Regions from separate parts of the Homo sapiens genome. Here region 2 is linked to region 1. The links are chromatin loops, found by intact Hi-C in ENCODE. Cell type or tissue: IMR-90. All regions are shown on one strand. Each heading gives the region's core, and the rest is flanking DNA. Links, peaks and the distances in the headings are about the cores only. Region 1 overlaps LOC105373298 (a long non-coding RNA gene). Region 2 has its middle 71 kb from the start of TNMD.

Region 1 (16,404 bases), core at 2,934-10,933:
ATTCTCGTTCTATCGGGTACAAAATGGTATTAATTGTGGTTTTAATTTGCATTTTCCTAATGACCGATGTTGAGCATGTTGTCATGTGCTTATTAACCATTCGTAGATCTTCTTTGATGAAAAGTATGCTCGTAGCTTTTGTCCATTTTAAAATTGGGTTGTCTGCTTATTAAATTGCAAGAGTTCTTTCTGTATTCTAAATAGAAATCCTTTATTGCATATGTGTTTTGCAAATATTTTCTTCCAGTCTGTTGCTTGTCTTTTTGTTCTCTTAATAGCGTCATTTCGAAGTGTGGAAGTTTTGAATTTTCCTAAGGCTGAATTTATCAATTTTTTTCTTTGATGGATTGTGCTTTTGGTGTCATATCTAAGAAACCTTTACCTAACCTAAGGTCTTATAGATTTTATCCTATGTTTTCTTCTAAAAATCTTATTGTTTTTAGCTCTTACATTTAAGTCTACGAAAAATTCAGAATAAATTTTCCTGTATGGTGTGAGATGAAGCTCTAATATAATGTTTTTCATGCACTGATCATATATCCTGTGGCCTTGGTGCACTTCTAATAGTTTTTGTTTTGTTTTGTGGATTCCTTAGGATTTTCAATATACAAGATTATGTCATATACAAATAGAGTTATTGTACTTCTACCTTTTCAATCTGGATGATTTATATGTCTTTTTCTGGCTTAATTCTCCTGATAGAACCTCCAGTACAATGTTCAATAAAAATGGTGAGCACAGATATTCTTGTCTTGTTCTTGATTTTAGGGGTAAGTTTTCAGTTTTTTACATTTAAGTCTGATTTTAGCTGTGGGTTTTTTTGTAAATACTTTTTTTTTTTTTTTTTTTTTTTTTTTTTTTTGAGACGGAGTCTCGCTCTGTCGCCCAGGCTGGAGTGCAGTGGCGCGATCTCGGCTCACTGCAAGCTCCGCCTCCCGGGTTCACGCCATTCTTCTGCCTTAGCCTCCCGAGTAGCTGGGACTACAGGCGCCCGCCACCACGCCCGGCTAATTTTTTATATTTTTAGTAGAGACGGGGTTTCACCGTGTTAGCCAGGATGGTCTGTATCTCCTGACCTTGTGATCAGCCCGCCTCGGCCTCCCAAAGTGCTGGGATTACAGGCGTGAGCCACCGTGTAAATACATTTTATCAGGTTTAGGAAGTTCCCTTTTATTCCTAGTTTGTTGAACATTTTTATCATAAAAAGATATTGTACATTGTCAAAAGCTTTTTCTGTGTCTACTGAAATGATGATGTGGTTTTTGTCTTTTAAAATATTTTAATTGATCATTTTAGGTTTATGTTGACTGATTTTCATATGTTGACCCAACCTTGCATTCCCAGAATAAATCCCAACTGGTTATGATGTATAAATTTTTCTTTATGTTGCTGGGTTTGGCTTGCTGATATTTTGTTGAGGGTTTTTGTGCATATGTTTATAAGGGATATTGGTCTGTAGCTTTCTCATTATGTCTTTGTTTTAATTTGGCTTCAGGGTAATATTTGCCTCATAGAATGAGTTGTGAAGTGTTTTCTCACATTCCAGTTTCCGAAGAGTTTATGAAGGATTTGTATTAATTCCTGTTTAAACTTTTGATAGCATTAACCAGTGAAGCCATCTGAGCCTGTGTTTTTCTTTGTGGAAAGTTTATTGATTCCCAATTCAATCACTTGTCATAAAGCTATACAGATTTTGTATTTCTTTTTGAATTACTTTTGGTAGTTTGTGAGTTATTCTAGTAATTTGTTCATTTCATGTAGATTATCTAATTCGATTCCATGCAATTGTCGATAGTATTCCTTTATAATGTTTTTATTTCTCTAAAGTTGGTAGTGATGCCTGCTCTTTCATTTATAGTTTTAGCAATTTGAATCTTTGTTTCTTGGTCAGTCTAGCTAAAGGTTTATTACTTTTGTTGATCCTTTCAGAAAGTCAACTTGGATTTTGTTGATTTTTATTGTTTTTCTGTTTTCTAAGGTAATTAGTCTCACACTATTTTTAAAATCAGTATATTTATTAAAAGTGGTACTTATTCATTTTCCTCATATACCCTTTTTACATTATACATGTTACATGTTCTGTTTGACATTCATCTGAAAAATATAATTTATATTTGATATATTTGACGATTTCATAATTGACAATAAGAATGCTTTCTTTTTTTCCCCTCGATTTTATTTTAAGTTCCGAGGTACCTGTGCAGGATGTACAGGTTTGTTACATAGGTAAACGGGTGCCATGGTGATTTGCTGCACAGATTATCCCATCACCTAGGTATTAAGCCCAGCATGCATTAACTGTTCTTCCTGATGTTCTCCCTCCCTCCCCCAACCCCCCGACAAGCCCCAGTGTGTTGTTTCCCCCAATGTGTCAATGTGTTCTCATTGTTTAGCTCTCACTTATAAGTGAGAACATGCAGTGTTTGTTTTTCTGTTCCCACGTTAGTTTGTTGAGGATAATGGCTTCCAGCTCCATCCATGTCCCTGCAGAGGACATGATCTCATTATTATTATTATTATTATTATTATTATTGTTATTATTATTATCATCATCATTATTTTGAGACAAAGTCTCACTCTGTTGCCAGACTGGAGTGCAGTGGTGCGATCTCGGCTTACTGCAACTTCTGCCTCCGAGGTTCAAACGATTCTCTTGCCTCAGCCTCCCGAGTGTCCGGGACTACAGGTGCACACCACCACACCGGACTAATTTTTGTATTTTTAGTAGAGACGGGGTTTCACCATGTTGGCCAGGATGGTCTCCATCTCCTGACCTCGTGATCTGTCCACCTCAGCCTCCCAAAGTGCTGGGATTACAGGCATGAGCCACTGCGCCTGGCTGATCTTGTTATTTTTTTATGGCTGCATAGTATTCCATGGTGTATATGTACCACATTTTCTTTATCTAGTCTATCATTGATGGTCATTTAGGTTGATTCCATATCTTTGCTATTGTGAATAGTGCTGCAATGAACATATGCATGCATGTATCTTTATAATAGAATGATTTATATTCCTTTGGGTATATACCCAGTGATGACATTGCTGGGTCAAATTGTATTTCTTTCTGTATGTCTTTGAGGAATCACCACACTGTCTTCCACAATGGTTGAACTAATTCATACTCCCACCAACAGCATAAAAACATTCCTTTTTCTCTGCAGCTTCACCAGCCTCTGTTGTTTTTTTACTTTGTAATAATCGCCATTCTGACGAGTGTGAGATGGTATCTCATTGTGGTTTTGATTGGTTTTGATTCGCATTTCTCTAATGATTGGTGATGTTGAGCTTTTTTTTTTATGTGTTTGTTGACCTCATGTATGTCTTCTTTTGAGAAGTGTCTGTTCATGTCCTTTGCCCACTTTTTAATGGGTTTGTTTGTTTTTCTCTTGTAAATTTGTTTAAATTCCTTGTAGATACTGGATATTAGATGTTTGTCAGATGAATAGATTGCAAAAATGTTCTCCCATTCTGTAGGTTGTCAGTTTACTCTGATGATAGTTTCCTTTGCTGTGCAGAAGCTCTTTAGTTTAATTAGATCCCGTGTTTCAATTTTTGCTTTGGTTGTAATTGCTTTTTGCATTTTCATCAATAAATCTTTGCCTGTGCCTATGTCCTCAATGGTATTGCCTAGATTTTCTCCTAGGGCTTTTATAATTATGGGTTTTACATTTAAGTCTTTAATTCATCTTGGTTTTATTTCTGAGATCTCTATTCTGTTCCATTGGTCTGTGTGTCTGTTTTTATACCAGCACTATGCTGTTTTGGTTACTGTAGCCTAGTAGTATAGCTTGAAGTCAGGTAGTGTGATGCCTCCAGATTTGTTCATTTTGCTTAGGATTGTCTTGGCTATACGGGCTCTTTTCTGGTTCCATATGAAATTTAAAGTAGTTTTTTCATAGACAGTATATAGTTGAATTGTGTTTGTTTTATCCACTATGTCAATTTCTACATTTTATTGGAGAGTTTACTCCATTTAAATGTAATGTAATTACTGATTTTAAAGAAAGGACTGGCATCTGCCATTTTTCTATTTGTTTTCTGTATGTCATATCATTTTTGTACCTCTGTTTTTCCATTACTTCCTTACTTTGTGACATGTAGGCCTATTCTAATGCCCTATTTTAATTAATTTGTCATTTCTGTTACCATATATCCCTTGTGTTATTTTCTTAGTGGTTGCTCTGGGGATTACAATTATTATCTTAAAACAATCTAGGCTGGGCGGTGGCTCACGCCTGTAATCCCAGCACTTTGGGAGGTCGAGGTGGGCAGATCACCTGAGGTCAGGAGTTCAAGACCAGCCGGGCCAACATGGCAAAACCCCGTCTCTGCTGAAAATACAAAAATTAGCTGGGCTTGGTGGCGGGCGCCTGTAATCCCAGCTACTTGGGAAGCTGAGGCAGGGAGAATCGCTTGAACCCGGGAGGTGGAGGTTGCAGTGAGCCGAGATCGCGCCACTGCACTCCAGCCTGGCGACAGAGCAAGACTCCGTCTCAACAACAACAATAACAACAACAACAACAACAGCAAACCAATCTAGTTCAGATTAATAGAAATGTAATTTTAATAGTATATGGAATCATTTTCCAATATAGCTCCATTCCATCTGTTTTTTGGGGCTGTTATTGTCATAGAAATTATATATTTTATATTATTAGTCTATCAACACAATTTTACAACTATTTCTTTATGCAATTATATTTTAAATAAGGTAGGAGGAGACAAAAGTTATCAAACTACATTTATACTGTCTTTTATGTTTACCTACGTATATGCCTTTACCGGTACTATTTATTTCTTTGTGTGGATTTGAATTACTGTGTAGTTCTTTCATTTTAGACTGAAGGACTTATTTTAGTATTTCTTGTAGGTCAGATCTGCTAGTGAAAAATTCTTTCAGTTTTTGTTCATCTGGAAATGTGTTAATTCTCTTTCAGTTTTGAAGGATAGTTTTGCCAAATACAGAATTTTTAGTTGACAATTTTTTCCTTTCAGCACTTTGAGGATGCCATCCCAATGCATTCCGTCTTCCATGAAGGCAAGAAGGCATTCTGTCCTTTTTGATGAGAAGTCCACTATTAATCTCACTGAGAGACGAATTGCTTTTCTCTTGCTGCTTTAAAGAGTCTTTGTCTTTCAACAGTTTGACTATGATGTGACTGGATGTAGATATCCTTGTGTTGACCCTACTTGAAGTTTGTTGCACTTTTAGCTATGAGGAGCAAAGTTTTTCATAAAATTTGGGAAATTTCTGGCTGTTATTTCTTCAAGTATTCTTTCTATTTGTTTACGTCTCCCTCTTCTCCTTCTGGGACTTACATTGTATGTCTATTGGTATGCTTGATGGTATACTACAGGTCTCCAAAGCACCGTTCTTTTTGCTTTCTATTACTCAGACTGAATTACCTAAATTAACCTATGTTTGGGTTCTCTGATTCTTTTTCTCTGCCAGCTCAAATCTGCTATTGAACAATTTTAGTGAATCTTTCATTGCAATTACTGTATTTTGCAACTCCATAATTTCTGTAATTTCTGTTTGCATCTTTTAAACCCTTTTTTTTGTGTGTGTGAGACAGAATTTTGCTCTGTCACCCAGACTGGAGTGCAGTGGCATGATCTTGGCTCACTGCAACCTCCGCCTCCCAGGTTCAAGCGATTCTCCTGCCTCAGCCTCCCGAGTAGCTGAGATTATGGGTGTGCACCACCACACCTGGCCAATTTTTGTATTTTTAGTAGAGACAGGGTTTTACCATGTTGGCCAGGCTGGTCTCAAGTTCTTTAAAGCCCACTACAAACATTGCATTCCTTAGATCTTTCTTTTAAGTTTTTGGACAGGCCCTGGCTTGCCCAAACGTGTATAATCACCTCAGGCAGTTGTGATGTTAAACAATTGCAGCTGATTATTTTTGATAAATGCACTAAAGATAGGGCTTTTCTTGTCGAGCAAGCTCAGAGTCAGGTCACATATGAAAGCACTGTATAAATGGGGCTTTCCCAGAGAGGTATGCGACAAGTCAAACAGTAACAATGCTGTGGGATAGAAGTTTTTTGAGGAGCTCCAAACCCAGTCTGCCCCCTCTAGTGGCTGTAAAGCTGCTGTCTTTTTTTGTTTTTGATTTTTTTGTTTGTTTTGTTTTTACAGCTCCTCTGGCTGTGAGTTGGCTGGTTTTCAAGGGAACTGTGGAGCTGGGGAGAGAAACATGGGAGTAGGCCAAGTTAAAAATGTAGTTTTCTTACATAGGTGCTGTGGTTTTTCTTGAATAAATGCTCCTCAGATTGCTTTAGACCTTGGGTTAATTTCCAGATTTGTAAAAAAAAAAAAAATAAAAAAAAAAATAAAGTTGATTTTTATAATTTTCCCAGCATTTTCATTGATTTTATGGAGGAGTGGATTTACGGAGATCCTCACTGCGCCATTCCAGAAGTCTCACCTGGTTAGCTATTATTTTATTATACAAGCCGTTCCTTACCTTGGTTTTTCCTCATTTAAAAATGCCTCTTACATTTTTTTTAATACCAGGTCATGCAGATCTAATGTAGTGTTCCAGAGTAGGGACACAACATAATTTATTTAACCATGCCCTATTATTAGACTGAGATTTTTTTTCTTTCATAATCAATGCAATTTAGGTTTTTTCCAATTTTTTTCATATCACAATCAATGCAACGAATACCCTTTGAATTATATTTTTTATATATTAAAAGTATATATATTTAGATTAGATTCCCAATTGAAGAACAGCTGGTCAAAGAGTATATGCAGTTCTAATTTTGACTGATACTGCCAAATTGCCCTCAAGATAGCTACACTAATTACACTCCTCTTACTACTATATCAAAGTGTCTTTCTTCACATACATTTACCAACACTGAAAATCTTCTTAATTTTTGCTAATTCAATAGTTCATAAAATAGTGCCTTATTCCATTAATTCACTTATTTACCTTAAGATAAGGGTATCTATTTACCTTACACATGATTTGAAAACTGCTTTGAATTGAGGCTTTGCTACAGCAAGAGGAGAGAAAAAAACGGTTTTAGATGTGGGGATCATCACAGAGCATACCCTGTTACCAACATGGTTTTTCCAGTGGTTTGTAAAAACCAGTCTGGGGATAAAGGTATCAATCAATCCCTTTTATTACCATTGTTTCATGAATTTGGGTAACTTCATACTCTCAAGACTCATGGCAATTGATGGAAGGATGAAGTTCTACACCTTGGGATTTAGCATGATGACTCAGGATATAAATGCAGCCCCCTCTTGCAAATTGCTCTGGGGCATTGGTAAACCCTGGCTGGAACTTACAGTTGCTCACAAACATTTTAGCTAGCTACTGCTAACCTTTTTCTTTCATAGTTGCAACTAGAAATAACTGCACATGCTTTGGGCTCATGAATTGTTTGTAGAGGGCAGGAGAAGGATATTGTTGTGTCCAAGTTGCTTTAACAGTATTTTATGAGGGGGATATAGAGAAGAAAATAGTGATATTTAATGTGAGGTTTAAAAAGACAGGGAAGAAATTAAAGGTCTGCACTTGAAGGCCTAATATACCTAAATGCCAAGTAAAGTTGAGAGAGAGATTTATTATGACAACCGTAAAAAGAACACCTCTTTTGTCTAGGCTGACGTCTTCAATTATGTTGTTTGTCTTTTGGGCACTAGCATGGTTTCCAAAAGCCACGACAAGTTTGTGTAATACACAGCTTGTTCTTTTATATCTTTCATATATGGCCATTCCTAGGCTATGGATATTATGCTACTTAAACCAAGCCAGTATGTAAAGGGATTGAGTGGTGAGCATGCAGGGATTGGGTGGGGAGGGCCAACATGGAGGATGAGTAGAGGTCTTACTACACAGCTGTAGGGTTGAAGAGGGAAAGCCATCTGAAGGGCCACAGAAAATGAACAGACAAAAGACAGATTAATGGGAGAAAAGGTCATATAGAATTTCTTTAACATGCATGAGAGGGTGGGGAAATCACCGAAATGTGATTACCCAATAACCTATGAGGCCCGGAGGTGTATATACCCTTCTTTATAAGGGAGGAGGAGATGGGGAACATAGGCAATTCTTTTGAGGGGTAGTAAATAATTATTAGGGAGAATGAATGAGCCTGGGAGACAAAAGTTAACTTGTAAATGATTCTTTGGAATTTGAATGAGCCTGAGAAACAGATATTTTGTGAAAAAGTCTGTCCAGGTGTGGCTGTATTCCTCAGTCTTCTTTTCTGGGATAGATAATGAAATTTCAGGGAAGAACTGGAAGGCAATTATGTTCTTTTTTGCCGGTCCTGTCTTAATTCGGATGAAGGAATAAAGCCTCTTCTAGCATCTACTGACCTTCAAGGGCCTTTAATTTAAAATAATCAACACACCAGGGTGACATATTTCAAAGTGAAATTCCCTGGGTTCTTTCATTGCTGCCATCAACTCCTTAGTGACTTCAGAAAAGTTGCTTAATGTGTCAGTTTCCAAATCTAAGTGAGGCAATGAATTTGCAGGGAACACAGAAAGCATTATAAAAGCATTGTAGCTGTTACCAGAAAGGGGTCCTGATCCAGACCCCAAGAGAGGGTTTTCGGAGCTTTCACAAGAAAGAATTTGGGGCGAGTCCACAGAGTAAAGTGAAAGCAAGTTTATTAGAGAAGTAAAGAAACAAAAGAATGGCTACTCCATAAACAGAGCAGCAGCATGAACTGCTTGACTGACTATACCTACTGTTATTTCTTGATTATATGCTAAACAAGGGGTGGATTATACATGAGTTTTCCAGGGAAAGGGCAAGCAATTTCCTGAACCGAGTCCTGCCCTTTTTAGACTATATAAGGTAACTTCTGGACGTTGCCATGGCATTTGTAAACGGTCATGGTGCTGCTGGAAATGTCTCTTAGCATGCTAATGCATTATAATTAATTTATAATGAGCAATGAGGACGACGAGAGGTCACTTTTGTTGCCATCTTGGTTTTGGTGGGTTTTGGCCGGCTTCTTCACTGCATCCTGTTTTATCAGCAGGATACCAGTCCTGCCGACCTCCTATCTCATCTTGTGACAAAGACTACCTAACCTCCTGAGAATGCAGCCCTGTAGGTCTCAGTCATATTTTACCCATCCCCTATTCAAGATGGAGTTATTCTGGTTTGAATGCCTCTGAAATAGTGGATATTGCTGTGATCACACACTATTCAGGGAAACGGAACTTGATCAAGTAAGCCACTGATAAAGGACTACATTTTAAAACCTTTTTTCTACTCAATAATTTTGTACCTCAGTGGGTAAAGTCAAAATATAATCACAAAGAAAAGAAGGCTCGTATTTTCCCATTGAAATGTATATAGTTAGTATAGAGAATGGTTAGGTACATGAGCTCTGGAGCAGACCTGCTTGCCTTCTATATCTTGGCTCTGCTACTTAACAGGGTGTGTAATCTTGGGCAATGTCTCCGTTTCTTTATCTGTAAAATAGGAATAATAATAATTCTACCTCATTCATAGGATTGCTATAAGGATTACATTAATATAAGAAAAGCACTTAGTACTGGGCAAATAGTAAGCATTCAGTAAGTGTTAGCTTTTATTATTACTATTAATTAAAAATACTTTCCTTCACTCAAACACCAAACAGGAGTCAGTAAGACAGGTGGAGGCAGAGAGCTGGCACCTATGAGAGCAAGGAAACCAAAGGCTTTCCTCCAGTCCCGCCAGAGAGATCATAGTTCTGAAGATGGTGTTGCTGACATACTAGTTTGTAATTATTCTGACCACACTATTAGGGTGTTACTGGAAAGGGGTCCTGATCTAGACCCCAAGAGAGTTCTTGGATCTCGCACAATAAATAATTTGAGACGAGTCTGTCAGAGGAGTGTGAACCAGAGCAACTCCATCTTGAATAGGAGCTGGGTAAAATGAGGCTGAAACCTACTGGGCTGCATTCCCAGACAGTTAAAGCATTCTAAGTCACAGGATGAGATAGGAGGTCAACACAAAATACAGGTCATAAAGACTTTGTTGATAAAACAGGTTGCAGTAAAGGAGCCGACCAAAACCCACCAAAACCAAAATGGCGACGCGAGTGACCTCTGGTCGTCCTTACTGCTACGCTACCACCAGCACCACGACAGTTTACAAATGCCATGGCAATGTCAGGATCTATCCTATATGGTCTAATAAGGGGAGGCATGAATAATCCACCCCTTGTTTAACATATCATCAAGAAATAACCATAAAAATGGGCAACCAGCCACCCTTGGGGCTCCTCTGTCCATGGAGTAGCCATTCTTTTATTCCTTTACTTTCTCAATAAACTTGCTTTCACTTTGCACTGCAGACTCGCCTGGATTCTTTCTTGCACAAGATCCAATAATCTTCCCTTGGGATCTGGATTAGGACCCCTTTCCTGTAACGAATCCATAGAGAAAAGTGAAAGCAAGTTTAATAAAGTAAAGGAATAAAGAATGGCTACTCCATAGGCAGAGCAGCCTCAAGGGCTACTGGTTGCCCATTTTTATGGTTATTTCATGATTATGTGCTAAACAAGAGGTGGATTATTCATGTCTCCCCTTTTAGGCCATATAGGGTAACTTCCTGATGTTGCCATGGCATTTGTAAACTGTCATGGCACTGGTGAGAGTGTAGCAGTGAGGAAGACCAGAGTTCACGCTCGTCGCCATCTTGGTGTTGGTGGGTTTTGGCTGGCTTCTTTACTGCAAACTGTTTTATCAGCAAGGTCTTCATGACCTGTATCTTGTGCCGACCACCTGTCTCATCCTGTGGCTAAGAATGCCTTAACTTATTGGGAATGCCCCCCAGCAGGTCTTAGCCTTATTTTACACAGTCCCTATTCAAGATGGAGTTCCTGTGGTTCAGGCACATCTGACAAGGGTGTTTTGCAAAATCTATGTTTTGCAAAATCTATCAATGTTATTCAAAATGTATTCCTTGGGCCACTTGCACCAGAATCACCAGGGGAGGGAGGAATTGATAAACTGCAAATTCCAGAGCTTCATCCCAAAGCTGCAGAATCAGAATTTCCGTACCTCAGATCTAAGTCTGTGTATTTTTCACAGGCAACCCAGGAGCTTCTGATAACAGACTAAAATTTGAGAACCACTGGACCATTGTGTTTGGTCAGAACACATTAAGCAACTAGTAACACATTGACAATGATATCAAATGGTACTAGTATATGAATCTGTATTCACCTTGATCCTGGGGCTGCTCTGACTACACTTGCCTCTGCTCTCAGGCTAAAGAATAATCTTTTCTTGTAATTTTTGAACTCAGTTGGCAAGAAATCCTATTTCTGGGCACAGTAAACAATTTTTGAATTCCTATTTCCATAAGGTTTTCATAAAGTAAAATTTTGATGCTAGTTGTAGCTCTTGATTTTACCAGTAGAGAGCACAGTCAGTCTATTGATGTTAAGCTTTGTATAACAAAGAAGTCTGTGATGGTCTTTTTTCTCTTTGATATGGAAATCTTATCCTTCTGGTTGGATAATTAGAGACAAGGGCTACTTCTGCGTGGGGTAGGAATGTGACCCTTGGGGTGGGATTACTCATTTTTCAAAGATGACATAGAATGAAACCCATCTAAAACTTCTATAACTGAAAAATATGGTCTCCTAGACATGTCACTCCATGAAATGAAATAGAGCACTTCTTTCATGAGTAACCTGCACTCCAATTGAACACGTTGGAACAGGGTGTGAAATGTACAGAAATGTGTAAGAAAAATTGTGAGATGTTGAATTACTCTGTTTTTGAAAACAACGTGCTTTGGAATGTGGAATTAGACACCTGGAGGGAAATACTTGCATGCCTGATAAAAGATAGATTTCAATTTTCTGCAGTTTGAGGTGTTTTTTTCTCAGCTCCAGCAGACTGCTTAATTATCATCTAAAAGGAAACTGGATGGGCAATAGTTTGGAGGCTTTGGGGAAAAGCTGAAACATGGATTAGCTTTCCCTTACCTTCCCTCAAGTCCCCAAAGTCAAAATATCTGCGACCATGATAATAATACCCTCAAATGAAAGAAAACTTTTCTCAGTGTTTTCTGTACAACTTCTCATAAGCTTAAAGTGAAGGACCAGTTGATTAATAAAATGTAGACACTGGGTAAAGAAGGTTTAGCATAAAAATAATTTGATCGAATATCAAGACAAATAAAATTTCTGTGAAGCAATCTCTCAGTACTTAAAGTGGGCTTCATTCTTAAGATGCCTAAATGTAATATTGGGTCAAAACACTGGGGAATGTTGGTTAATATTTATTGAGTGCTCAGAATGAATGTGTTGTAGGGAATCAGTCTGTGTTCATTGGCCTGAAAACTGTGAACAAGTTTCAAACTAATATTTTTTTTCTTTATTTTTTCTCTGGTGGCCTAAATTGTCATTGTAGTTTCTCTGAATATAAAAGTTTACGCTCTTGGGATTGGTCTATAAATTGGTTACAGCCTTTTATTATCTCCAAAGCCATATTCATTGCCATGACTGATGGGATCCACTGATAGTGCAAAAAATCAAGATTTAGAAAAATAAGTGTGGATTATTGTCTACTCAAAAGAAAAGGGAAATTTCCCTGGGTGACAGTAAAATAGAACTTGTTTTTACTGGCCTAAGATTCTCACATCTGCTTAGTGTATGATGTGTCATGAAACTTACTCTGTTCTGCTAGAGACATTTTGATTCCCCATAATGTAGAACTTGAACTTTCTCTAGTCAATTTAAGTCTGTCAAATCAAAATCCCTTTGATGAATAATATTCATTTTACAAAGGTCTTACTCCAAAAACTAACGAGGATTTTTGAAAAGAAAAACCTGTCATACTTTTTTTCAAAATGGTGCTCTATTTTGATTCGAGAGCAAGAGCTATAGTTATTAGAAAGATTTTTTTCTTTCCTTTTTCCAACCAGCCCTACATCTCCTAGTACCACTTTTCCCTCTTGGTTGGTAAAAATGAAAAACAAAAATCTTGCAAAAGATAATAAATGGAATTGTTTGCCTTGTGATATAATATCTTTGGGTATTATCTGCAGACTGTAGCAACTCCGTACCATTATATCAACCCAGAAGTGTGGGGTCTGTCTGCAGCAAAATTGTGATGTAAGCAAAATTGGTTTTGGCTCCCTCCCCACCCTTAGCCTTTTGACCTGTAGTGTCTTGATTTTACAGAGTCCTCTAGATGCTTTCCTTTAACCTATCCTTTATTTATTTTTCAAGTAGGGTTTTTAGTTCTCTTTATTTATGCTCTCATTCTTCAGAGAAAATGTTCATCTCATCGATTGGTTTGTGATCGTATGAGAATGGGCCTTAATTTGTTAATGTTTTATCACTTTCCGAGTAATATATTTACATTTAACGAGAATTTGAGGGACAGCAACTTAATACAAAAGGCATTAACTTTTTAATAGTAGGGATCCTAGATCCTGTGACAAGTTACTAGATGTTGCCAAGATTGCCAATTACCTCCTCCAGCATGTCTTCTCGCCTTCTTCCTCAGTGACAGAATCTTGATTTCATTTGAAGTGATAATGCACCCAGAACAAAGAATGCTACCAGTCTCCTTTGAAGCTATGTTTGGCCATATGACTAAGTTCAGGCTTATGACGTGTAAGTGGAAGTCTCCCTAAAAGTTAGGGGGTGTGCTTTTGTGGTGTCCAGCTTCTTTCTGAAGCCAATCTAGAATGTAGACACGATGGCTAGAACTAGAGTTATCCTTGACCATGAGGTGACCTTGAGGATGAAAACTACATACTGAGGATAGAAGAACAGAAAGATAGGTACATGGGTCAGTTGACTGGACAACCTAGATTATCTACTTCTACTTTGTTTAAGTTACATCATTTTAGGATTTCCTTTCATATGCAGCTGAACTTGATTTTAACAGTAAGACTAATATCTTTGGGAAATCAGGGCTTTGCAGATTTTTGAGTTGATATAACTGATAGGCTGATTCTGAGAAAACCATCACTGTTGGTTTTTGAGGGACAGAAGTTCTTGGTCTCTGAGAGCATATGAAGAATTCTTGTTCTCCTGAATCCTGAAAAGAATTCTGTCTTACACTTTCTTAATTGTTTACAAAGCACAGTTTTTATCATGCCAAGTATTTTGTAAATGCCTAGACAACAAAGAGGATAACCTATTTTCCATCTGTCATGCCATAGTTTCTAGCAGGTTTCTGGGTTCTTCATATCTTGTTGATCATGTTAGTTTAACAGTTACCCTAGATTGACATGCCCTGGTAAGAAGAAACTCTCAAAAAGAGAAGTAGTTTGGAGGAACAGGAAATATGAAAAGGTCAACCACAAACCATTCTGATTTCAGCATGATATGATTTAGCATAACCCAAACATTGAAAGCTATTATTGGGAACATGGAAGATTTACATTACGGTGGCTCACCAGATACACAAGGCTGGAACAATATTGCTGTGTAGAGATAACCCCCATCCTTAAGAACAAATTTCAGTGGACACAGTGAATTTGTGAGTTGATAGGCAACATGGATCCTTTGCAAAATAAACAAGCTCAAATCCTTGTGTTTTATTTCTAAATAGTCGCACTGCTGCTTTTTTACTCTCTACTTCAGCAGCTCAACTATGGCTGGGGCCTGTACCCTAAATCCCTTGCCCTTGGCAGGTGTCTTGCTTTTGGCTCACTGGTGACTGATATGAGTGTGAGCCTGAATTGTGTTTTAGAAAGCAACATCTCCATAAGACCAGTAGAATTACTGCTGTCAGTGGAACATTCAGAATGGCAAATGATAGCATCAGCAGAGAAGGATAAATATAAACAATATATTAATATCACTGTCAGGCAGAGGTCATCTCAGGACTATGGAGATGCTGGGTTTTTTTGTTGTTGTTAGTTTGTTTTGGTTGAGGAATTTATTGTGGCTTGCTCTATTTCCTTTGGTTCATTCTGCCTCTCTCTTTCTGAACCCCCTTTAGCAAGGACGATAGGCCTGAGTGTGAAGTTAAGAGAATGGAAGAGAAGATAGACAATGGAATGCCAATCTCAAAACAGTAAGTAGACAAGTGACTATCCAGTCATTGGGTTACAAATGCCAGAACTGAATATTGATCTAAATAAATGATCGATGTAGTCATTGGGTAAGGAGCTTTCATGCAAATTGATTAAAGATAGTAGAGGAGACTTAGGAGCAGGACTTTGGAATGCCAGGGACAGTATTTTTTGTGTATACATTTATACCTGTTTTTTAATATGGAAATACTTTTCTTTCTTGTTAGGGAACAGCATTCTGTCAGCAAAATTAAGCCCCAGAATTAAACTTCTTCAAAGAAGGAAAGCCAAAATGAAATCATTTTTAAGGGTATAAATAAAATAGATCCACGCATTTCCTGACAGCCTGAATGAGAAGGTCCATATTTATCTCAGTAAGCTTTCAGCGTTAGACTCTAGGAGCCAAAGTGACAGTTTTGGACTCAGCCAGACAGTGAGCCTTATATATAAAGACTCAAAATAGATTTCCCTTGCCCCTATTCCTGCCAAAGAGCCATTTTAGGTGTGCAGGAAGGTGCTGAGCACACTAATGCATAGTATCCTTATGCTGAGTGGGAGCAATGGATGGCTTTGCCTTACCTGACTTTTCTTGATTGGAATTTAGATCCCCAAAGAATCTGAAAGGTAATATGGTATTTCTTGTGATTTCATGGCAGATGTGCTTTTTGGCATTTTTTCTTTTTTATGCATAGAATCATTGAAAATTGAGATGAAAATGCCAAATGTCTGCATTCATATAATGGAAATAATCGAGCTGTGGACAATCATCTATGCTTTTGATCATTCTGGGATTAGAGGAATTCCTTACACTTATGGAATTCAACTGTGTCAAAAGATGAGGAATAAAAAAATGAATTTAAGTAAAATGAGAACTTGTATCCTAAATTTGAACAGAACTCAAGGCCAACTTTTTGTAATAATATTCTGACTGGGCTTTGTAACTGTGCTCTTTTACAGCCTCTTCTTTTTCTTCTGTCTTCTTCCCCGTCTTCTTTCTCATTGGCCTCAGTTAAAACACACACACACACACAACATCTAAAGGCCACATATATGCTTTAGATACGGTGCCAGGTTCTAGACAGAGCAAAATGGGAGAGGATATGGGCCATTTTCTTTTAGAACTTAACACGTTAAAATCATGTGTAATGAGTGTGTGCATTGAGTGATATACAGTCAGCTCTCCATATCCGTGGATAAAAAGCATATGGAAAAACCACTGCAAAAAATAATACAACAATAAGAAATAATACAAATAAAAAAATACAATATAACAACTATTTGCATAGCATTTACATTGTGTTAGGTATTATAAATAGTAATCTAGAGATGACTTAAAGTATAAATAAGGATGTGTGTAGGTTATATACAAATACTACTT
Region 2 (16,404 bases), core at 5,014-13,013, 100 kb after region 1:
TATTGAGTGATTCCGAAATGCCAAAATCTGAAGGCTGTATTCTATAGGCCATTCCATTTCTCAAGAGGAAAATTAATCTTCTTGGGAGCAGATGTTTGGTGTCTTGCATTCTGGGAGCAGGGGAGAGGGGACAGGAGTTGAGGGGTTCCACATTTAGTGTGTAGACTTTCACTTTATCCACCTGTTTCCAACTCCACATCTATTCCTGCCTTACCCTAGGTCTGTTTTGGTTCAGTTTCTCCACAGAGTAAACCTTTGTTTGTGGGTGAATTGCCTGGAATCTCTGGTGGTCATTCAACCACTTTATATATGGACTTTCAACAACTTATCACCCTATATTAGCCCCATGTCTCACCCTAGTTTTCTGAGGACTCTGGTATCTGTATGTCCTGGTCCTGTGAGTTCTCCAGTGTAAATCAACTTTCTTCTTTTTTTCTCCTTCTTCTCCTCCTCTCCCTCCCTCACTCTCCCTCTTCTTCTCTTTCTCCTTCTTATTTATTCATCACTGTGGCAAAATATATGTAACATAACAATTTTAACCATTTTAGGTGTATAGTTCAGAATCATTTTATACACTCACTCTGTTGTGCGATCATCACCGCAATCCATCTCCAGAAATTGTTCATCTTCACAAGATAAAACTGTACCCATTAAACAGTAACTCCCCATTCTCGCCTTCCCTCAGTCCCTGACAACTGCATTTCATTTAGCATAATGTCTTCAAGGTTCATTCATGTTGTAGCATGTGTCAGACTTTCTGTCTTTTTAAAGGCTGAATACCATTTCCCTGTATGTGTACAGCACATTTTTTAGTCCATTCATTTATCAGTGAACATTTGGATTGTTTCCGCTTTTTGAGTATTGTGAATAATACTGCCATGAACATGAACATGAACATGGGTGTACGAATATCTGTTTGAGATGCTGCTTCCCTTTCTTCCATCAATTAAAATAAAAACTATTTACTAAAAAAGATATTTGAATTGAGACAACAAATAGAAGGCCATTACTATGATTACCTCCATAATACCCTCCACAACACACACACACAAACGCACACACAAATGTGTGTGCACACACATATGCTTTCACTGAAAGGGAAATGGATTATGCTTCCCTGGTGTTGGAGGTGGTCAATGTTGAGGCTTTTGAAGTACTCTGGCCTCCAGCCTGGATTACTATAGAAAGTGGGATAGGGCCAAGCCTTCAGGTAACAATTGGTAAAAATAGGCCGGGCGCGGTGGCTCACGCCTGTAATCCCAGCACTCTGAGAGGCTGAAGTGGGCAGATCACCTGAGGTCAAGAGTTCGAGACCAGCCTGATCAACATGGAGAAACCCCGTGTCTACTAAAAATACAAAATTATCCGGGTGTGGTGGCGCATGCCTATAATCCCAGCTACTCGGGAAGGCTGAGGCAGGAGAATTGCTTGAACCTGGGAGGCAGAGGTTGCAGTGAGCCAAGATCGCGCCATTGCACTCCAGCCTGGGCAACAAGAGCGAAACTCCGTCTCAAAAAAAAAAAAAATTGGTAAAAATGGATGACAGGTAGGGTGTTCAGAAAGTAGAGGAAGATGCAGTGACACATAGAGGGAGGAGATGGGGGATGACAAAACTTGTCCCTAATTATTTTAAACTAATTGTTCCTGGAGAATTTTAAGTGTATCTGAATAGTAGGGACTTGTTCCACAATTATGATGTGAAGGGGCCTGTCCTATCACTAATGTGAGGCTTTGTTGTCCTGCTGAACACATTCTTGGCCACCAAATGTCATCTTTTGAAAGTGCTTGAGATTTGTGCCTGGTACCTTTATGCTAGTGCAGTGCTTCCTAAACTGGAGTCATTTATGAGTTATAACTTTTGCCACATATGCCTACCATTTGCATAAAAAAGATAATTAACATTTTATTTTTTATTTTAAATCTATTAGCCTTTTAAAATTTAACTTTGTCTTAAGCCATAATAGTTTGTGAGAAGTTGGGTTAATTAATACATTATATTTTTGGTAATACATATTAAAATAAATGCATAAGTATTAAAATAAAAAAGACTATCTGCAAATTACTTAAAATCATTTAGTGTACTATCAGTGGTATGAATACCACCCTTAGGAATTACTGTGCTAGTGGAATATATACTCCAGGATTAAAGGAAGCCTGATATAGCAAAGTAATCACAGGGAGTCCTCATTATGCAGGACAAACTAGTACTGAAAAAAGACACTTAAAGAGAATGTATGTGAAACAGGGAGTGTTTCATAATAAACAGTGAAAAAATAAAAGATTTGGTTGAGATTTTAGTTCAAAAGTGAAACAATTATGAAAAGAGATTTTATCTTACATTTGATATAGGTTCTAATTCAGCTATTTTCTAATTCTTAAAACGAAGAATGAATTGTTGTTTTTAAGGGTATAATTCTCTGGCAAACTTATGTGATAGCATGGTAACAATATCCTTCACTTCACTTTTGACTTTTATTAGAGGGTCATTTTTACAAAAATGTTTGAGAGCTGCATCATTTTTTCCAAGGACCTTTCTTAAGCTTTTATTATTCAAATAGTCCTCTTTTGAAATGTCAGTGCTGTCATCATCCTTGTTCATTTTCTCTTCTTCAATTGTTAACTTATCTAACTTTGCCGAGGGATCATTTGTCATTGACTTTGTAAGTTATTTGAGCAGTTCTCCAACATCTTTTATCTTCTTTATACTTCTGCATCTTTTACAAAATTTTCAGTTTCACTTTGCAAATTTTCACTGCACGATGTTGGATATTTACAGGAAGAAAAGATCATTGCTGCAATGGCAAGGGATAGACACTAGTGTTAGTCAAAGAGGAATGTTTAAATGGGCTGTAATTTTACTATGGCTAGTTCATTAATAAACACTTTATATGTCATGGAAACTTTTGCTCTCTGCAGGAACATACTGTGTAGACTTTGATAATGAACATTTGAATAATAAGAACTCCTGTGTACATTCCCCAAAATTCCATCTTTATTTAATTAAGACTCTTTTACTACAGGAAACAGTCAACGATTCAATGATTTCAGTGACTTGTTCATTCATTCATCCATTCGTTCATTCATTGGTGTCCCAGTGGTAGCAATGATATTTTTAAACGAGTGGATGTCAATATTGTGGGTCTTAATAATCCATAAGAAAGAACACTTGTAATATCAGTGAACCAGATTGACCAAAGGCTTTAACTTAAACTGAAACAGACCAAACACCACTCAGAATCACTGCAAAATGCACTTACACATTGGTTGATTAATAAAGAAGAGACACTCAAGAAAATTGCAAGGTAATTTTATCAGGCTGTACAATTTGTCAAGAACTATGAAGGGTCTGAGATTTTACTCTACTTGCATGCCAGTTTTATGGATGCTCGGAGAAAATATGAAACTTCTGGGTCAGAGGCAAAGGATTTCATTACTCATTGCACAGCAAACAGCAGGAGCTTTGTGTTCATGTCAGCACCCCTTGCCCTTCCCCTCTAACTCCCACAGGGTGATGCAGAGGGGGCTAGATAGAGGCTGTGAACACAGTGGCATCACAGCCCAGGGATCCTGAACGTAGGGAACCAAATCTTTTAAAACTGGCTGCATATAAATATGCTCAACATTTACTCTAAAAGGAAACATTATCTTTATTATTCTGGATGTCTTGACCACCTCCTGTTTAACCCATTGATAAAGGCGGATTCCTGCTCCAGGGTTACGAAGATGACCAAACACTTAACACTCAACACTGGACAGGTAAGGTCCACCACAGTTCGTTAGTCATATATACTCACAGCCTAGTGGAGAAGGACACCACATGACATGCAGGGCCACATGGGATGACATGTGGGAATAGAGTTAACAGCCAGAGGCTTTAGAAGGTAAGCTTTGTAGTATCAAGAGGATAAGGTGCCCCCCAGTTCTCGTGGGGGATGTGATTGACTTGTTTCAATAATTCTGAAAGATAGCAGGAAACTGAAACCAATCACTCAGGGATAAGCAAAAACTGTGTGTCTTATCCCCTCAATACGGAAGATTGTTTGGCTAGGGGACCTTATCTACAGGAGCAGAGTGGGAGGGAAACTTATATTTTACTGAACAATAAGCAAATTTGCCCTTTGTCCTAGAGAGAGACACTATCTCATCTTTCATGGCTCTTTGCTATACAAAAATCTTTGAAAATAATCATTGTCTCTGCTTGCAAGCGATACAGAAATGTGTGAGACCCATAGATAATTATTTCCCAAGACAATGTCAATATTATTGAAGAACAGATATATTTTGATTATGACAGTAATAAGACTAGGGTCACAACAAATGAAAACATATCTGATCAGTCTGAGCCAATAATTTCGACAGTTCCTTATATGGTGGATGAGATCAAACTATAAAAATGGGCCTTTTCAATTGCATAAAAACCTAGGGTCCACTTGCTGGGGAAGGCACAACGAAGTCTCTGTATTCTGAGTATTTGATCATCAGGAGGTATCTTTAACCACTCCAGGTATGGCATGATAATCCTAACTTTATAGTTAGGTAAATAAAATCTTAACCTTGGGAAAAGATAAGAATAAGAAAAACCAATCAGAAATGGAATAAAAAATAGAATAAACATAAGAATTAGCTCTTTACAGAAATGTTCTTCTTAATGAAACGTGACAACCCAACATGACAACCTCCATCAAATTTCCACTCCTACCCTAAATACTACCTCTTTTGGGAAGTCTTTCTCATTTCCCTGGCTGAAATTAATCTCCTCATCTTCTGTGAATCCAAATGATTGTGTTTGTAACATCTGTTGTAACAGCTATCATATTCTTTTGTACTATAATGCTTTTCTTATATCCTCTATGAGATATGGTTTCTGTCTCCAAGTAGCTTACCATCTTGTCAATGAATTAATTTTTAATTAATTTTTGCTTTATTTTTGTGCCACTCATAGTTCTCTGCAGGAAGTAGATGCTCACTAAATGCATATTGATCATAATTGGACAAAATAAATGGAAATAACAATACCCTATATGTCTACAGAACTTTAAAAACTTGTTATAGCTCCACTGTAACAAGGATTTTATTTGATGCTTCTAACATTCTTGTAAACAAATTTTCACTGGATAGATGAAAAATCTGAGACACAGAGAATATGGGTGACTTTCTCTAAGTAATACATCTTGTTGGGGGTGTAAACTGGTACAGATTATATGTAAATTAATTTTGACATGTATGTATACATACAAACACACACGTTTCTTTCCTTCTTTCCTCTTGTTCTTTCTCTCATTTTCTCTCTCTCATCTATATATCTAAAGAATCTTAAAAACACTCTTACTCTTGACTGAATGGGTGCATTGATTGGAATCTATCTTAAGAAAGTAACTTGAAATACAGCAGGTTTGTGGAAGGATGCTCATCACAGTGTTACTTACCAGAGTGAAAGTCTGTAAGTAGCTTAAAATGCCCCCGAAGAGGAAAGTAGTTAAATACATATGGTACGTACATGCAATAAAATATTTTATTTTTGATGATTTAATCCATTTATTTTCAGTCTTTTTCTCTTCATTAATATAGCTTAAAGATAACAAGATGTGATGCTGGCATAGTATAGAGATATAGATCAATGAAATAAAATTGAAAGTGCTGAAATATGCTTTAATATTTATGATCAATTGATTTTTTACAAAGGGACCATGACAATTCACTGAACACAGAATAGCATTTTCAACAGATAGTGCTGAGACAATGGATACCCATATACAAAAGAGTAAATTTGAAACCCCATAGTACACCATACACAAAAATTAACTCAAAAGGGATCATAGACCTACATGTAAGATGTAAAAGTATAGAACTCTTACAAGGAGACATAGGAGTAAATTTTTTGTGACCTTGGGTTAAGCAGCATTTTCTTAGATATGATACGAATAACAGCAGCCATTAAAAAAAAAAAGATAACTGAATTTCATTAAAGTTACAATTTTTGTCTTTTAAATGATATTGAAAAGGTGAAAAGATAGCTCCCAGACTGGGAGAAAATATTTGTAAAGTCATATATAAGACTTGGAACTGGTATCCAGAACATGTAAAGAACTCAGTAATAAAAAGACAACTCAATTTTTAAAAACAAAAACAGGCAAAGGTTTGAATAGACGTTTTTCTCCAAAGAAGATATACAAATGGCCAATAGCATGTGAAAAGATGCTCAATATCATTAGTCATTAAGAAAATGAAAATCAAAATCATAAAGTGATACCACTTCATACATACTAGAATGGCAATAATAAATGATAGATAACAACAAGTGCTGGTGAGAATGTGGAGAAATTGTGACCCTCATACATTGCTGGTATGTATGTAAAATGGTGCAGTCTCTGTGGAAAACAGTTTGACAGTTTCTCCAAAAGTTAAACCTAGTATAAACATATGACCTAGCAATTCCACTCCTAGTTATCAAAAAAGTAAAACATGTTCACACAAAAACTCGCAGCATTATCCATAATGGCTGATAAATGAAAAGAAGCCAAAATGTCCATCAACTGATGAATGGGTAAATAAAATGTGTTATATCCACACAATGGAATATCATTCATTCATAAAAAATTAAATTACGGATACATACTACATGGATGAAACTTGAAAATACTGTTAAATGAAAGAAATCACAAGACTGCATATGGTATGATCTCATGTATATGAAATTTCTACAATGGCAAATCCATACAGATGAAAAGTAGTCTAGTGGTAGTCTAGGGCTGAAGATGGGGATGGGAGGATGGGAGAGGACTTTCTTTGCGATGATGAAAATGTTTTAAAATTAGATCATGGTGATGGTTGCACAGCTCCGTAAATATACTAATAACCATGGAATTGTTCACTTTAAATGGATGAACTTTATGGTGTGTAAATTATATTATTAAAGCCATTAAAATAGCATCATACAATGCATGTTTTCTATAAATGGTTTTATTCAATCATCAATTTATTGTTAATATATTTCATGCTAATAAATATTTCTACAATATTTAAAAATCTTTGTTTTCTACTCATTACAGAAGCAATGCATGTTTATTGGAAAAACCTCAAGGAATATAGAAATATGTAACAGAAAAATCATAGTTTTCTTTCTTTTTTTTTTTTTTTTTTTGAGACAGAGTCTTGTTCTGTCGCCTAGGCTGGAGTGCAGTGTCACGATCTTGGCTCACTGCAAGCTCTGCCTCCCGGGTTCACGCCATTCTCCTGCCTCAGCCTCCCGAGTAGCTGGGACTACAGGAGCCCACCACCACGCCTGGCTAATTTTTTGTATTTTTTAGTAGAGACGGGGTTTCACCGTGTTAGCCAGGATGGTCTCGATCTCCTGACCTCGTGATCTGCCCACCTTGGCCTGTCAAAGTGCTGGGATTACAGGCGTGAGCCACCCATCCGAGCCCATAGTTTTCTTGTAATTTTATTATTCAACAATATGCTTAGTGGCTGCTTAGTATTATGTTGTATGGTTGTGCGATAATCTACTTAGTTAATTTCATATTATTTTTATTTAGCAATAGATTGGAAACAATCTGTAATAAATCACAGTTATGAACATCTTTGTGCATGTATTGTGGTGCAATGGCCCAATTATATTGTTAGAATGAATTCCTACAAACATATTTGCTAAAGTGTATGTATATTTTTAAGGTTTTCAAAATTATGCACTGCAAATTTTATCCAAAAAAAAATACTAATTTGTATTCTAATCAGTAGTATTTGTCTGTTTCCTCTCATTTTTTCCAACCATGGTTATTATTTCTTTTTTAAAAACATTTTTTGTCAGTTTGATAGATAAAAATGGTGTCATTTTAGCTTGAAATTATCTTTTATTACTAGTTAAATACTTTTTTCATAAACTTTTGGCCATTTGTATTCATTTATGAATTGCTCTTTAAGCCTTTTGCTCATTTTTAAAATGGAAGTTTCATCTTTTCTTCAAGATTACATTGAACAAAATAATAGAATAATATTCAGCCAATAAAAATGTTTTATGGAAAGTTTTTAATGCTTATTTTCAATGTTAAGTGAAAAAACAGGATAGAAAATTGTATTTATCATACCAGCTCAACTGTATAAAATAGATTATGCTTTGGGAAAGACTAAAAAAATGTTTTTCGAGTAATCATCTTTAGATAGTAGGTTTAGATGGTTTTTATGTTCTTTAAACTTTGTATTTCCCCTGTTTTCTACAACGGACATGTGTTATTTTTATAATTAAGCAAATTTTTTTTTCTTTCAAATCACAGAGTTGATTTTTGGCTAAACCAGGGCCAGACTCATTGCCCTGCTCCACCCTCTCTACCTTAGGCCTCTAGAAAAGTGTTGTCAGAGGTAGAAGAAGAATCAATGGTAGGAAAGGAAAGTAAAGAATTTCAAGAAGGAGGTGTCGTAGGAGGATGTACTTATTCCCGAGATGCATGTTGAGGAACTTAAGGTTCAAGTATAATAATATCTGCAACTTAGGAAACGTATGCTGAAGTATCTAGAGTGCCATGATATCTGGAAAGAGAGAGGGGAAGTTGGAAAGGGAGGGAGAGGGAGCAAGGGAGAATGAAAGAAGGATGGAGGAAGTATGGTAACAGGTTAAATAGTCAATCTAAGTGAAAGTATGTGGCTGCTCTTTGTGGTATTCTTTCAATTTTTTGTAGGTTTGAAACATTTCAAAATAAAGAAGTTGGGAAAATTGCGAGGAAAAAAAGGAGAAAGTTAATTACCTCGCAAATGTTTCAGAGAAATGAATTAGGATGAGCCCTAAGAAGAGGCAGTTGGGTTTAGCTAGTAGGAAATCACTGGGGAGGTTAATGAAATAATAATTTTAGAAGGGTTGGGTAGGGAAGATGGCAAAGGGTTGGAAAGTGAGTGCGATATGAGATAGTGGAGTCAGTCAATGGTGTCAACCAAGAATTTGAGCAATAGGGAAAAGGGAGTCAGGAAATTGGCCTAAGAGGCAACAAAATGTTGGAAAAGTTTTTAATATTGTTATTAATTTTCAACTAATTATAGATTCATATTAATATTAAATTAATATTTGACCTTTCTCCCCCTCCACACATGTCTTTCCTGATATATAAAATGATGAATTAGAAAAATCAATGAAAAGAATAGGAGAATAAAATGCACAATGCTACCATCTAGAGTATTCACTGAGAATTACACCCAGTGTTTGACAATGCAGGTGACTTGCTTTGGGCCTCTGAGTTTGTGTGTGTTCGTGTGTTTGTTTCTTTGTGTAAGCCATGTAGGGGAGTGAGAAATATTTTGGGAGAAGCCCAGTGTTTGGGGACCAATATTTTGATCCCTGAATAAAACATTTCAAATTTTGATGAAGTCCTAAAATTTGATTTTAAGCTAGGTGAGACATTTTAACAATCTTTAACCTCAACAGTGCTTTGGCAATGAACTGAAACATTTTGGAAGAAGAGACAGTTCTAGGATCACCCTAAGTACAAGCATTAAGAGGGTTATTATGTTTAGCTGGGAGAATGGGAAATTCCACCTGAAGTTTCTTTTTAGCTTCAAAAAACGTCAATCTTTTCAGCTAGCTTGAAGCCAAGTGTTAACCGGATAATGGTGAAGGTGCATATAGAAATGCACTCTGGGGGGATGGTAGGCAGAGTAATTTAGGGTAGGCAGGAGCTGGATTTTGAGGTGTATGTAGTTGAAGATGGGGTGGACAGGAAAAGTTGCAGGTGGACAGAATATTGAGTACGAAGGCAGAAAAGCACAGGGCACGTTTGGAGAACAGGGATCAGTTCTGTTGTGGCTAGAATAGGAGAAAGAAAGGGAGAGAAGGTGAGGAAGTGGATTGGCATATGGATATGCCTCTCTTCTCTTCCCCCAGCAAGAAGATTCAGTTCTTGAAAATAGGGGGCTTCATCTTTTGTCTCTCTAAGGGCCTAACCCTTGGCTGGGTACACAGTAGAAGTTTAATAAATGTTGGTTGATCAGACCATCAGCTAATACCATTGTGCACTTCTATCTCCTAAGAGTTTGGCTGTCAGACTAGGAATAGGGGTAGATGCTGGGATTTAGCTACTGGAGACATGGCTCTGGTGCTTGAAATCAGGCAAGTGCAACTCCCAGCTAACATCCAGAGCAGCACATCTCAGATCACCTGGGCACCTTGTTAACACGCAGATTCTGATTTATGTCTGGAATGGGGGCTGTGATTCTGCATTTCTAATGACCTCCCAGGTGATGCTTATATTACTAGTCTGGGGATCACACATTAGCAAGAATTTAAAGGGCCTCCAACCCCTACTCCTTGAGCTTTGAAGACTCCAGACTCCTAAATGATTGGGCACAAGTAATGATTCTTCACTTAGTACAGCTGATGAAAAAGCTCAAATCAAATATATTACCTTGTGAAGATTTCCTGCCTCCAGAATTGTTGAGATACACTACGCTGTTGGCATCCTATTTGTGCCAACTTTTTATTACCTTTCCCAGGTAAGTACGGGTCTATCATACCTACACAGTGTAATCTAGTATTTTGTTTTTATTCTCCAAATATGGACTTATCTGGACATTCCTTCTGTCTAAATTCCATGCCCATTTTCCCTTAAATAATTACAAGGCTGTGTTTTTCAGGCCAATAGCTCACACAAGGGGTTGTCAAACTGTAGTCTCTGCTATTCTGAAAATGATTCTTGTTATATAAAGAAATATGGCTGTAACAACATAAGTTGTGCTTTTTGGTGTTTGTTAACTTTTATTTATTTCATTATTTTTCTCATCCTTTGTTCAGGCTAAGCCGTGTAATTTTAATATTGATTATTGCCGTTGTGAGGGTCAGAATTGGTAGGAATGGTCTTCATTATGAAAATGAAAGTGATGGTAAAGAGTTGCATAAATTAATTGGTTTCTGGTTAATTATACAACTACACATTTCAGCTAGGTGAAGGCAAGAAAGGTCAGGGTGCTGACTGAATACACTATTATAGTCTTACCAAGAAGGATACTCGTCTTTAAGATGAGATTAGACTTTTTTCCCTCAAGACATATTATGAGAAACATAGGTCTAACAATGAGATGGTCACATAGTCTGGAGTTGGAGGCAAAAAGAGGCTGCCTCTTCAACCCTCCACCAGAACCCTGGCCTTTTCTCTTCTTTCAGTGTTTGGATCATTCATCTGTTCAGATTCTCAGTATAACTTTGCACGGCCCCTTATCTGCCTAACTTTAGACACTGGGAATAGCAAGGATCTGGCCAGCAACCTCTGACAACTGGGGATACATTCTCATGTGTGGCTGAGGGAAGATAGTTCCTGCTGATACATACATACATGTATATGTACATGTATATGTATATATTCAAATAATTAACATAAGAAAAAATGAGAAAATTTTCCTTTTGCATTTAAATCCATTTTTCTTTCAAGGGCTAAAGCAATTGTCACACTTTCTTCTCTCCCCAAGGGGTGTGGGATGCCCTAATCACTAGCATGACAACATAAAACCACACGAGTTTTCTGTTAGGAGGGATTGAGCTCTTTACAAGAACCTTTGTGCTCAATGGCCTAGAGAGCTTTCCCTATAAGCTCAAGTCTAGAAGACATCAAATAAAACAAAGGCCTTATGATTCCTGGCTATTTTTCAAATGTAGTTCTTTTTGATCTTAGTGAGGATTCTAAGCAAATGTTAGTCCTCCTTCCTTCCTTTTTTCTTTCTTTGCTTCCAGATATACATGTTTAAAAATTACAAAAGAGCTATTACGTTGTGAAGAAATTTCAGTGTTACAGAAGTGAGGATCCACCATGCCATTAATCTTACTCCCCAGAGGTAACTATTATTGATAGATTGGAATAACTTCAGAATTTTCATATGCATATCAAAAATGTATATATTCAGACATATATAAATTAGTTTTGGCTTATAAACATTGAATAATATTTTATAGGCTCTTCTGTACTTTTCATTGGTCAATATCATGGATGCTTTTCCATGTAAATACATATAGGTTTCTCTCATTCTATGACCCCATAGTATTCCATTGTCTTAATCTATGTAACCATTCTCTCATTAACAGAAATTTCACTTATTCCAGTTTTTATACACATTATGCTACAACAGATATGTTTGTACAACAGAAGCTTTTGTGTAGCATAAATTTTCTAGAAATGAAAATCTTGAGTCAACATGTCTGCACATTTCAATGTTAGAATTTATCAAATTTTCTTTTAAAAAGGCTGTACCAACTTAAACTCCAAAGAACAAATCAATGTATAAGAAAGTCTGTTTCCTAGAACCCTTACCTATACTGGGTATTTCAGTGCTTTAATTTTTGCCAGTTTGAATAATGGTATTTTGGCATTCTTTTAATATATATTTCATTCATAATTGTTGAGTCTGAGCATCTTTGCTGTATGTTTGATGGCCATTTACATTCTTTCTTTTGAAGAATCTACTTCCATGAGGAATCAAAGTGAGCAAACAAGCCAGCTTTTGAGATAGAGCTCTGGTAATGAGAATTTGTCACCTCTGTTGCCTCAGAAAAATCAAAAGGCAAGTGTTTCTATTTATTAGAAATGCAAATGTGTTTCTTTAAATGGTAAAAACTAAAAGTAGAATGCACTATGCAGATACATAGACTGGCCTCATAGTATATTTTTGAGATACTAAGGCAATCAAACAGAGGAAAACATGAGGAATAAGATTGCTGGTGAAGCTAGTAGTGTATTTTTTCTTTTTTTTTGAGATGGAGTCTTGCTCTGTTGCCAGGCTGGAGTGCAGTGGCATGATCTTGGCTCACTGCAACCTCCGCCTCCTGGGTTCAAGTGATTCTCCTGCCTCAGCCTTCAGAGTAGCTGGGACTAGAGGTGCATGCCACCACGCTCAGCTAATTTTTTGTATTTTTAGTAAAGACGGGGTTTCACCATGTTGGCCAGGATGGTCTCTATATGTTGACTTAGTGATCCACCCACCTCAGCCTCCCAAAGTGCTGAGATTACAGGCGTGAGCCACCGTGCCCGGTCTGATAGTGTAATTTTTTTACCATCCATCCATTCGTTCATTATTGGACAAATATTCAACAAATCTTTTTGAGTACTCACAATCTGCTAATCACTGGGTATCTGATGATGAACAAAGATCGTGTTCTCTAAATTAAGACTGAATGGGTTTAAATTTTATTTCCATCTCTTACAGCTGTGTGATCTCGTGCATGTTGCTTAACGTTTTTGTGCTGCAGTTTCCTCATATGTACATGGTATAACAATAGCATGTACTTCATAGAGTTGTTGAAAGGATCAAATGACATAAGGCAAGTAAAGTTCTGTGCACAGAGTAAGCATCATCTAATAAGAGTGATATTTACAATTCCTGATAAAGGAGTTGCTGTTTCCCTCCCCAAAATGAACTCTGAAGAAACTGTAGAAGCTGGAGAGAAACATAGATTCTAGAAACAGCAGTATCAGCAGCAAAAGCAATAGCACTGTGAGAAACCTCTGGGGATACTTCATGCTGCCTTGACCTGGTGTGTGTAGAAAGTTGGGTGACTGTCGCTTGGTGCAGAGGATCCAGAGGCAGCAGTGATAAGATAGGACAGAGGAAAACTTTCTGAACTCTATTCCTGCTTCTCCTCATTCCTGCCTCTCATTCCTGTGTGGCCTTGAAATGATTACTGCTTGCTTCAATCACTGCAATAATCAATTGCAGTAGTCCAGAATGCCTGTGTAGGTGGGCCACCCCAAAGTCCTGCTGGGGTAAGGAGTTGATGAGCATGGGGATAGATAACCAACTACTCTGGCGTTGATTCCTTCACCCCACCCGTACTCCTAGGTCTGATGAATTGCTTGACCAGAGGAGTGACTGACCAGAGGAATTGCTTCATAAGGTGCCAGGAAATAGGACTAACAGTGGTTCTGTGATGTCTGGAACTCTTTATTAGGACTAGACTAGGGCATGGCCATTAGTCCTTTTACAATATACGTTATTAGGCCGGGCGCGTTGGCTCACGCCTGTAATCCCAGCACTTCGGGAGGCCGAGGTGGGCGGATCACGAGGTCAGGAGATCAAGACCATCCTGGCTAACACAGTGAAACACCGTCTCTACTAAAAATACAAAAAAAATTAGCCGGGCATGGTGGTGGGCACCCGTAGTCCCAGCTACTCCGGAAGCTGAGGCAGGAGAATGGCGTAAACCCGGGAGGCGGAGCTTGCAGTGAGCCGAGATCGCGCCACTGCACTCCAGCCTGGGCGACAGAGCGAGACTCTGTCTCAAAAAAAAAAAAAAAAAAATATATATATACACACACACACACACACACACACACACACACACACACACACAAAATTAGATACAGTAGCTTATACCCTGCATCCTGTTTCCCATATTGTCAATATCTTACATTAGTATGGTACATTTGTTACAAATGTGAAAGGAAAATACAAACTTGGGACCCCAATTCACTAAGCCAAAAGAAAAGGAAATAAGCTGAAGGCTGAGTCATGCAAGAAGCTGCTTTTCCGTTTATTCCTATACAGATAGGTACAGATAAAAAGTTAAATATCTCCATAGGTAGCTACTCCATGTTCACCTTATCTTATAGTGAGCGTGAGATGAATACATAATTTACTATTCCCCTACCTGCTCCCTTTTTGTAACATATGGATTCAGTAATGTAACCACACCCTCCCTCTTTCTCCTCCAAGCTGCTTTCTACCTTTAAATATTGAAGCCCTCAAAATCATCTTTGGAGAATGGCACAGACCTGTATCCCAGGCACGTGACCTTAACCTTGGCTAAATAAACTTCTAAATTAATTGAGACCTGTCTCAGATACCTTTTCGTTTATACAACTAAGTAATCAATATTGCTACGTTCGTTTTTTAATTTTTTTTTTTTTTTTTTTGAGACAGAGTCTGGCTCTGTCGCCCAGGCTGGAGTACAGTGGCGCGATCTCGGCTCACTGCAAGCTCCGCCTCCCGGGTCCGCGCCATTCTCCTGCCTCAGCCTCCCGAGTAGCTGGGACTACAGGTGCCCGCCACCATGCCCGGCTAACATTTTGTATTTTTTAGTAGAGACGGGGTTTCACCGTGTTAACCAGGATGGTCTTGATTTCCTGACCTCGTGATCTGCCCGCCTCGGCCTCCCAAAGTGCTGGCATTACAGGCGTGAGCCACTGTGCCCGGCCACAATATTGCTACATTCTTATTAACTAAAGTCCATACTGTATTTTTGTTTGCTTTTTTCTTTGTCCCAGAGTCATATCTAAGATACCACATTACATTTAGTTGTCATGTCTTCTTAGGCGCCTCTTGACTGTGGCAGTTTCTCAGACTTTCTTTGTTTTTAGTGACGTCGACAGCTTTGAGGATTACTGGTTAGGTATTTTGTAAAACGTCCTCTATTTGGGTTTGTGTGATGTTTTCCTCAGGATTAGACTGGGGTTGTATGTTCTTGGAAAAAAGACCACAGAGGTAAAGTGCCATTCTCATCATATTATATCAGTGGCACATGATATCAGCATGACTGCTTATTAGTGATGTCAACCTTGATCCCTTGGCTGAGGTAGTAGTTTTCAAGTTTTTCCACCATAAAGTTGCTCTTTTCCTCTCTTTTTCATACTGTACTCTTTGGAAGGAAGTCATTATGTACAGACCACATTTCAGGAGTGGGGAGTTATGCTCTACCTCCTTGAGAGGGAAGTATCCACATAAATTATTTATAATTCTTTTGTATGGGAGGTTTCTCTATTCTCCCTCATTTATTTGTTTACTAAATTATTTGTTTACATCAGTAAGGACTCATGAATATTTATTTTATATTTTTAGTTATAATCCCACACAGTTTTATTTATTTTCTTATTCAAATTGTTCCAATTTTGGTCTTTGGGACCTCTTTCAGTTGATTGCTGTGTCCCTTTGGCATACCCCTATCATTTTTATTTTTTAGCATTTTCTTACTTTCTGGTACTATGCAATGCTCCAGGCTCATCTTGTATATTCATAGCCCCAGTCCTAGAGTCAGCCATTTCTCCGAGGAGCCCTGGTCCCTTGTGTTGCAGAATGAAATTAGAAACCAATATCTGGGCATTGGGTATAACATTTCTTTTTGTGCAGGTTTGCTGGCAAAAAATTCTCTCAGGTTTGGTTTGGTTTGACTGACAAGGTATGTAATTAGCTTTTATTTTGGAAGGTTTTTTCCTCCTTTGATATAGCATTCTAGGTTAACAGTTTTTTTTTTTTTTCCTTTCACTACTTGTATTAGTCAGGGTTCTCTAGAGGGACAGAACTAATAGGACATATATATATGTGTGTGTGTGTGTGTGTGTGTGTGTGTATGTGTGTGTATATAAAGGGGAGTTTATTAAGTATTAACTCACATGATCAGAAGGTCCCACAATAGGCCGTCTGCAAGCTGAGGAGCAAGGAGAACCA

Evidence for each region. Peaks named below come from ENCODE experiments on the same cell type or tissue, not always from the same donor. Only the 100,000 strongest peaks of a DNase experiment are listed, where the experiment ranks them.
Region 2: a loop joins it to region 1, with 2.4 times the contacts of the local background. A loop is called at or near these places in 18 of 110 quality-filtered maps.

The regions. Positions count from the first base shown.
Region 1 is chrX:100,604,818-100,621,221 of GRCh38, reverse strand. LOC105373298 (a long non-coding RNA gene) reads left to right here. Exons shown (of 3, transcript XR_938469.2): 2 at 14,954-15,028; 3 at 15,719-16,252. Among named protein-coding and RNA genes, the nearest start is that of TSPAN6, 24 kb to the left of the region's middle. RefSeq lists a silencer at 6,056-6,185. In IMR-90, for the core only: a CTCF peak has its summit at 6,086 (motif pointing left); a DNase peak (open chromatin) is centred at 6,041.
Region 2 is chrX:100,505,423-100,521,826 of GRCh38, reverse strand. No RefSeq gene overlaps it. Among named protein-coding and RNA genes, the nearest start is that of TNMD, 71 kb to the left of the region's middle. In IMR-90, for the core only: a CTCF peak has its summit at 9,158; no DNase peak of the experiment used is centred there; H3K27me3 peaks cover 143 bases.